Linked DNA regions of Mus musculus: region 1 is linked to region 2. A link is a loop called in an ENCODE intact Hi-C map of the cell type or tissue named here. Cell type or tissue: gastrocnemius. All regions are shown on one strand. Each heading gives the region's core, and the rest is flanking DNA. Links, peaks and the distances in the headings are about the cores only.

What was found. Peaks named below come from ENCODE experiments on the same cell type or tissue, not always from the same donor. Only the 100,000 strongest peaks of a DNase experiment are listed, where the experiment ranks them.
Region 1: it touches region 2 in a loop (5-fold over the local background); 14 of 42 quality-filtered maps call a loop at or near these places.

The regions. Positions count from the first base shown.
Region 1 is chr14:21,141,903-21,146,295 of GRCm38, forward strand. All of the region lies in intron 3 of Adk (adenosine kinase), which reads left to right. Among named protein-coding and RNA genes, the nearest start is that of Adk, 92 kb to the left of the region's middle. In gastrocnemius, for the core only: a CTCF peak has its summit at 1,754; a DNase peak (open chromatin) is centred at 1,751; H3K4me3 peaks cover 285 bases; H3K27ac peaks cover 447 bases.
Region 2 is chr14:21,608,629-21,613,021 of GRCm38, forward strand. Kat6b (K(lysine) acetyltransferase 6B) reads left to right here. Exons shown (of 17, transcript NM_017479.3): 3 at 1,126-1,234. Among named protein-coding and RNA genes, the nearest start is that of Dupd1, 100 kb to the right of the region's middle. In gastrocnemius, for the core only: a CTCF peak has its summit at 1,824 (motif pointing left); a DNase peak (open chromatin) is centred at 1,747.

The sequences.
Region 1 (4,393 bases), core at 73-4,072, 470 kb before region 2:
TGTTTACTGTCTTTAATGTGACTAAGTCAAAATATAAGTAGTTATTTGCATAAAGGGGAGATGTTGCTAATAATTTTTGCTTTGCTGAATGTTACATATAAAGTTAATTTTCCTCGTAGGAGATACGAGGCTGTTTCCACTCATTTCTGTTGCATTATAAATGTCTCATTTTATGGTCTCTCTAGTGCTGACATTTTACTGCTCCTTTTGAAATAGTTAAAAGTCGTATGTATTTCGTTTCTGTTGGTTTGATGTAAGTCTCCTTACGTCACTTTGCTGTTTGATTATCTTGCCAGTTGTCACGCAAGCACTTGCTTATTCACATACAGTGCGGTTCTCAGTTTACAAAAAAACCTTTGGTCAGTTGGCTTGGTGTTTGGAGTATGTGTGCTTCAGCCCAGTAGTTGTCTACAGTAGTAGTGGGCTACAGTAGTAGTGGGCTACAGTGAACCTCTTGCAGGGTTTTTACCATGCTTACTCCCTCTGCAGAGAGTGCTGGGGTGTCTCCTCTAAACAAGCACTTGGTACACTGGGAAAAAAAAAATAGAAGAAAAGGTAGCTGTGGATGTGGCTCTGCTGCAGAAGGCTCCCCTCGTATGTGTGAGATACTGCAAAAGACTATTCCCCCCCATCTCACAAGAAATTCAAAGTAGGAAAATGCTCATGAAATAAGGTCAGAAGGAAATTAAACATTTTGTATACAGCAGTACAATATATTTTGTGTCTTAAGTTAGTACAAAGAAGAAAATTAAATATAAAAGTTGATAGTAATCTGAATGTTATTAAAAGAATAAATTGGGCTGGAAAGGTGGCTCATCAGGTGGTAAGGCCCTTGCCACAAAGCCTCGTGACCTGTTCAGTTACAGGGACTCACATGACAGAAGCAGAGAACCATATTCCACAAGCTGACTTCTGATCTCCATCCTTATGTTGCAATATCTGCATGCCCACACATGAGCAAACACACACACACACACACACACACACACACACACACACACCTAAAGATGAAAATAAAGGCTTTTGTAACATAGTGGGCTGTGTTAAGCAGTTCTAAAACACAGTGTGTCTGACTCAGCACTCAAAACTCACCCACTGTCTCTCTCACAGTAACTTCCAATGTTGCATGCTCCATTGGTGAGGACAGCACCATATTTTGTCTTTCGTATTGTATTTTTATGGTATCTTTTCTATAAATACCTCCAGTTGCATTGTAGCTGCCTGCAGTATTCAATAGTATAATATGTTACGCATGATTATAGTCTGGGAGCAGATAGCCAATTCATGCACCTAGATTTGTAGCAGGCTGTTCCTTCTGATTAGATAACTCTAGTGTTGCACAGTGACAAAAATCTCCTTATATGTTTTTCTGAATACATCCCATCATTAAGCCGCACATGAGTCCTCTGAACCTCTAATTTTTGGTCAACATCAAAGCCAAAGCGTCGTTAACAGGGGAACAATCTTCAGTACCACAGCAATTAACACCCTGGCAAAGGCTCTCAAACGAGTTCAGATACATCACTGCATTGGCTCTTGGAGACTTGAGCAAAACTGTTGCCCATTTTAACTGTAGAGATGGCAGCTGCATGGCATTCAATGGAGCAAGCCATCAAAGGGTTAGAAATGAGGACCCTGCATCACAGAGAAGTTGTGTGAAGGCTTTCTTGTTCTGCAGGTTGGATTTGATGACATAGGATCTGTATCAATCTGGTCTCCATAGTGTAGCTCGAAGTGTAAATGCTAGGGGGCAGCACTTGACTACTCTGGCAAGGGAGAGTATGTTAGTTTCCTGTTGCAGCTGTAACAAACCCCCAGGACTTAACGCTCTATCTTATGAACCCTTTATAAAAAGCTCTGTCTTCTCATGAACCCACAGTTCCTTAGTTCAGAAGTGTAATACAGTCCCTCACTGAGCCGGTTTCTGCTCTAGGTTGTTTTTTTCCCTCCCAACCCCACACCTTGGCAAAGGAAACTCAGTTGCCCAAGCTTGCCCCAAACTTCCCATCCTCCCAGCTGTGCTCCACGGTTCATTGGCTGCAGTAGTGATGTTAGAACTGTGGTCCTCTCTTGGCACTCCAGGGACGGCTGCTTCGAGGCTTGTTCACGATGATGGCTGAATTTGTTTACTTTGAATTAATCTTCTCTTTCTTATTTTTGTTTTAACATTCTCTTTTTAGATAACTTAATCTGACCTTCAGCCCACTCTATTACATATATGCTTTTCCTTCTCTCAGACTCTCTCTTAAGGCATCAGCTTCCTCCTCCTTGTCTTCTTTGTGTGTGTGTATGTGTGTGTGTGTGTGTGAGAGAGAGAGAGAGAGAGTCTGTGTGTGTGTGTGTGTGTGAGAGAGAGAGAGAGAGAGAGAGAGAGAGAGTCTGTGTGTGTGTCTGTTTGTCTGTCTGCCTGTCTGTCTGCCTGTCTGTCTGTCTGTGTCTATGTGTTGGTTTGGAGATAGGATACCTGCTATGTAACCCTGGCTGACTTAAACTTGATCTCAAACTGGCAATCCTCCCACCTTGGCCTTTTGAGCAGTGGGAGTACAGCAAGAATATTCCCACATGCCTGACTTGTTTTCTTTGTATCTTTTTTCAGCAACTCAACAATATGAAGTGTAAGTACTAATTAATCTCTCTTAGATTTCCAGTACTTACAGTTGTCATTCTCCTCCTTTCGTTTAATGGTGCTGCTAATATTCTAGTGTGATATTAAGTAGTAGCATGCACCTCTGTTGGCTCCCATAGAGTGGGAGTTGTGGGTGGTGGGAACTGTACTCTGGCCCTCTGGAAGAGCAGCAAGCACTCCTAGCCCGGAGCCATCTCCCTACTCTTAACTCTTGGTGCTTTAGAAACATATTTTCAAAATTTGGGCATCTTGGATTATTTTTTATAAATGTAATCCCAAAGTAATCTATGTTATATTTTTTTAACTTTTGAGAATTTTTTAAATACTTCTTTGTATTATTAATATTCAAAGTATGTAGCCTGGTAAAATGTCTCAGCAAGTAAAGTTTCATGCTTGCAAGCCTGAGACCTGAGTTGATTCTTCAGGTCTCACACAGTGGAAGGAGAGAATTCAACCTTTACATGTAAGCCATGGTACATTCGTGCATACAAGCATGCATGCATGCAGTAATTGAATAGTAGTATTTTAAAAGATTCAGAGAGTGAGAAAGACTTAACATTTAAAAAACAAATACTTTATTTTCTCCCTTAAATTTAAAATAGACTTGGTTCTTGTTTCATGGGTGCAGTACTTACCTGCATTTCTCTGAGAATGCTAAGTGGTTTTTTTTTTTCTTTCTCTTTTGTTCCATGGTGTCTTATTTTTCTCCAATTTTCCATTACTTTTTAGATTTGATTTTCTCTTTCTCAGCAGTTGCATTCAAATGTATGGTGATCTTAGCCTTTTTGTTTAATAGAGGGACATTAAATGACATTAATTGCATGGGGTAGGCCTTGTCAACTCAGTCACTGTTAAAAAGTTTTGTAGTGATGTTTCTTTATGTTGATGTTTGGTTGTTTCTTTGATCACCTTGGATCTAGGATGGTATTGTTCCTTGCCGTCTAAGATCCAAGAAGGAGAATAAAATGGAAAGTTCTAGTTTAGCTTGCCAAGTCTGTGTTAGCCTTTCTGCTACTGAAACATTTTTCTGTTGTCAGTTTATCTTTTGTAGATAGAGGCACTGTAGTCTGTACTGTAGGATGGACAGCCACCGTATTGCATACAAATGTTAGAAGGGAGCCTCAGAGTTTAGCTGCTTTTTAAACGTTGATGGTCTGCTTTCACTCTCTTTGTTTGGTTTGGTTTTGGCTCGGTCTTTCTATGCAGCCTTGGTCGTTCTGGACCTCATCCATACTGTACCTGGCTTTGCCTCCTGAGTGCTGGGACTCAAGGCGTGCTCCACCATGTCTGGCATTTAACCACTCTGTTGTTAAAGATCCCAGTGCCACCCACCTATGTGCCTCCTTTGGGTGGGATAACAATGTAAGTTTGTTTGCATTCTGGATTTCTTCTGGGCTTCTCTCGTCAGACTTAGAGCTCAGGATTCTTGATTCTCATGAATTAATCACTGCTGTTCTGTTTTCCCCTGTCCGGTGTCGCTATTACTTTCTTTGCTGTTAAGTTTAACCTTGAGAGTAGTTCTACTGATGATTTAGGCGCAATCAAAAACTATACGAGTCGAATTCTTTGGTATAACTGCCCATATCCAAACAGTTTTAATTTTTTCCTTGAACATTTGCAAATTGGGCTTTTATAGAGTCAGGTAATCTAATTGACATACCAAGGGTTGTAAAAAGTATGTGTGGATGTCATTTGTAGCAGGTAAAGAAAATCATAGCTGGTGAATGGCTGTGTAGTGCGTGAGGGTGGCGTTGACTGGCTGCCCGA
Region 2 (4,393 bases), core at 135-4,134:
TTCTTTATTTATTCAACCAGTAAACATATTTTGAGAGCCTACTGTGAACCAGGCTACGTATTAGGCATTTGGGATTGAATGGTTGCCCAAACGAGGTTTATTCTGTGCTGCTGTCGACTTAGAGAATTAGATCTAACACAATCTTGTTTGTGATTTACATATAAAAACATTTGTGATTATGTTGAGTTTTCTTGCCCTGAATTTTTGATTCATGACATTCCATATAAAGGCTTCAGAGAAGAACTAGCAGACAACATGTGAGAAGGCTTGGAATGTGCAATAAAATTTTAGTTTTTATACAGTTTTGGCTGTTCAAGATAATGTAGCTCTGTAGGCACAGTGAACTGCATTCATATGGTTGGAAATGTCTGCCCTGCTGGCAGTAATAATCAACCGAGGAGACGCAGAATGTATGTAGATTTACACATTGTTAAAAGCAATTGCCATAGAGAGTTAAAGGGTGCCAGGGGGTAGACAAATGTTTTGTTGTTTCTTTTATAAAGTGTGAATGTCAGAGATGGAGGGTTTATCTCTTCTGTGTGCCCTGGTTTCCCTTTGAAGCCCTTGGTGCCAGAGAGGTCTTGTTAATAGTCTTTTGATCTTCTCAAGTCCGACAGAATTTTAGCTCCTGCTCGTTCTCTGTTCATGGGCTCTCTGAAGCACGCATTTCATGTCCGGTATTTAATAGGTGAATAATCACAACACTTGATAAAGCTGAGTTAAATAATCTCACTAATTAACTAGATGAGGTCCATAGTCTTTGTTGCTGAGTAGATGAACAGTTTATTGTACATACAGATTATGGGAACACTTGGGAACACAGATGAATCCTTAATGTTCCTGCTGAAGGCTCTGTGATAGTTGAAGGTCTTAGGATTCACTGAATTCATAAAAGTTACTTCTGGATCTAATGACTACATTTAAATGTATTCAGATACGGCTTTGCTACCACATAACTTATGATGATTTTTATTAGAAAATGTTGATTTTCTTTTTGATTGTTTAATTTATCAGGGTTTCCTTAAGAAATATGTAAGACGCTTTGAATTTAATAATTTGTTTTAAATTTTGAAAGGAAGGCTAACACTATGTTTTGGTTTTTGTTTTTGTTTCTCTTTCTCATAGCCCCGTGCCGATCCCATTCCAATATGTAGCTTCTGTTTGGGGACTAAAGAGTCAAATCGTGAAAAGAAACCAGAAGAACTCCTGTCTTGTGCAGATTGTGGCAGTAGTGGTGAGTTTGGTTTGTGTGCGTTCTACATGGTGTCCACTGTCAGAGCTTCATGCTCTCGATCTGTAGCGAAACCTCCCAGAACATGTTCAAAGACATCGTTTGGTGATAGAATAGGTTTGAAATATAAGAACATTATACAGGTCAAGGGTGAAATATGAATGTACCAATACCAGCCTATGTTACATGTTTATATGATTCTGTTCAGTAGTATTTGTAACCAAGCTCCAGTTTCAGATCTATGTGGCTAATTCAGTGTTAGACTGCAGTGCATGCAGTAAGTAAAGTCACAGTAGAGATTTTGTTTGTTTGACTGTTTCTTGAACTGTCTCTCCATGTAGCCCAGGCTGGCATCAAACTCCTTTTACTTGTCCCTGAGCCTTTTGAGATGCTCAGTATATTGCCTGGACCAAACTCTTAAATCCTGACCTCAGTCAGTCAGTCTCCTGCCTCACCTTCCCAAATCCAATCATTGCCACGCCTAGCTCATAGCAAAGGATTTAAGCTAAACACAGTATACCCCTTCTGTTCTCCCCAGTCTCAGAGAGACTCCAGTGAAGTCTGTATTGTTTCAGGTTACGACACCTACTGGTGAAATGTAGTAATTCAATCCAGCTCCATGTTAACTGAAGAAAAGGGACAGACCATGAGATTCGAGGAGTGTGTCTTCTCTGCTCTTACCATTTGATTTTAAGATTATGCCTCCAATTTTATTCAGAGATATAAATGCAAATTGTGTTTATGTTTTTAAAGGTTTTCTTTTACTGGCTGTTCTTTTTGATTCGGCACATAAAAGCCACTCAGGTTACATGCACATACACATAGTTTCCTGCATATGAAATGGTAATACTGGGCCCCCCTATGAGTACTTCTGTTGTTGTTGTTGTTTTGTTATTTTCCCATTGAGTACCAACCTGAAGGCCTTACCCATGCTAAGCAAACCCTGCTGCTGAGTTGCAGCCCCAGCTGTAAGGCTTTTAAATGTTAATCTTTCTGTGTTGGTCTTCTCTTTTTCTCTCAGATACTGAGATATTTTTTCCCTCAATGTTAGTTTAAAACTCCTGGCTAACAGCTGGAGTTTTATTTCTGTGGTAAAGCACTTGTCTAAGACCCTAGGTTCAATCCCAGCAAGCAGAAGGAAGGAAGCAAAACAGCTCTGCAGAACCTATAGCATGCTCTCATACACCACTGCCTTTCCTTCCAGCCAGACACCTAATCATTCCACAAGGTGCTGTCCTCATTAGTAATGCTGGTGCTTACCTCTACACTTAGAGGGACTAAACAGCCCAGTCCAGAGTCTGCGTGGGCTCTCCTGAGAACTGGAAGTGGCACCCATTCTTATGGTTTTCCACACTCTCGTGCTGTCCCACTTGATTGCTGTGAGTAACTTAAAATTTGTCACCACGTAGGACAGCTGCTTAATGGTTGGATAGAGGAAATATGTCATACTGAGGAATGATTATGTTGTGGAATGGTTCTTAGTTGGTTATTCAGAAGTTCAACTTGATAGGCCATTTGTGGTCAGCAGCCTCCAGGACCTGACTAGCTGGAAAGAGCCTTCACGATATGACATGTCAAGCACTGCCTAAAAGATGTCTTCTGCTGTCTCGGTGATGGGCTTTATGGATGCATTAGCATTCTCTCACTTGGCCATGGTATCCTGGGTTAGTGACAGAAGAGCACAGAAACATTGTCTGTGTGTTCAGGTTAATTTATTTCAACCTATGAGTCCCCTGCTCCCCTGGGCAGGCAGTGCCTCACTCATCAGTCTGCCTCTACTTACCTTGTAGGTCTTTTCACAAGGCTCATTTCAAATGAATTATTTTTTTGTGTCACTGCCTGATGAGTTCTGTGGTGTCCAGACATCTGGTGTTTATCTGTGAATTTTAAGCTGTATGTTAAAATGCCCTCTATCATCTTGTTTTAATATCTATTCATGGGGCACGCAGACAGATTTCGCAAGTGGGAAGAAAGATTCTCTTCATATATTCCTCATTGCTGATGACACACCCGGCCCTGCTGAGTTGTTGCGAATCTGGGATTTTATCATAACTTCAAGGCCTTCCTTATAGGGTATCAAGGTGTAATTCTACCCAGGTTGATCTTAGACTTTATAATACCATCAAGCTCCCCTAGTCTTCCCAGATTGAAGACCCAGCAGAGGGAGGTCTGGCCCCCTCTGCACAAAAGTGGCTGAAATGTCTTTTCTCTGAAGCTTCCCACTTCTCCATCCTTGCTTCCCAGGCTTGTCCTTTCTGCCCTCAAAAGTACCCTTCTTTTCTAGCAAGTAGAGAAGGGTCAGGTTCTCTGTCCCTGGATCACATACATCTACCTGTTACTGGCAGAAATGCAAACCTTGGGGCATAGTGTATTCTGTAGAGCACAGAGGATGCCTGAAGGTGCCTCTCTGGGCTCTAAAGTAGAGCAGTGCTCTGGCAGTTCCTTAACCATCTGTGAGTGTATCAGCTTGGATTTGACTACTTCAGGGGCTGGGAGAAGATCCCAATTATGGAATACTGTGTAGACATGTACGCCCTCTGGTCAATTAGGAAAAAAACTATATTCCTTTTTCCTCCTAAAATTAAGCATCGCTGGGCGTGGTGGCGCACACCTTTAATCCCAGCACTCCGGAGGCAGAGGCAGGCGGATTTCTGAGTTCGAGGCCAGCCTGGTCTACAGAGTGAGTTCCAGGACAGCCAAGACTACACAGAGAAACCCTGTCTCGAAAAACTTAAGAAAAAAGAAGCATCAGGGGCTGAAGAGATGGCTCAGGGGTTAAGGGCATTGGCTACTCTTCCAGAGGACCTGGGTTCAATTCCTAGGACCCACATGGCAGTTTGTAAGTGTCTGTAACTCCAGTTTCAGGATATCTGATACAGTCACTTCAGGCAAAACACCAATGCACACAAAATAAAAATAAATCTTTTTTTTTTTTTTTTTTTTTTAATGAAGCATCAAAGTAAAATGTGGTTAATCTTAGGAGGCGTTGGAGTACATGTGGTTTCTAACACCATGGTTTTCATGAGGAAGACCATGATGGGCCACATGCTTCTGCAGTGCCTTGTCAGGATGGGAGCCATGCTGGCACAGTCCAGTCCTGCAGCTCCAGGGGAACTAAAGGTTGGTCCTCCAGGTGGCCTTGTAGAGCCTGCTGCCTTCCCA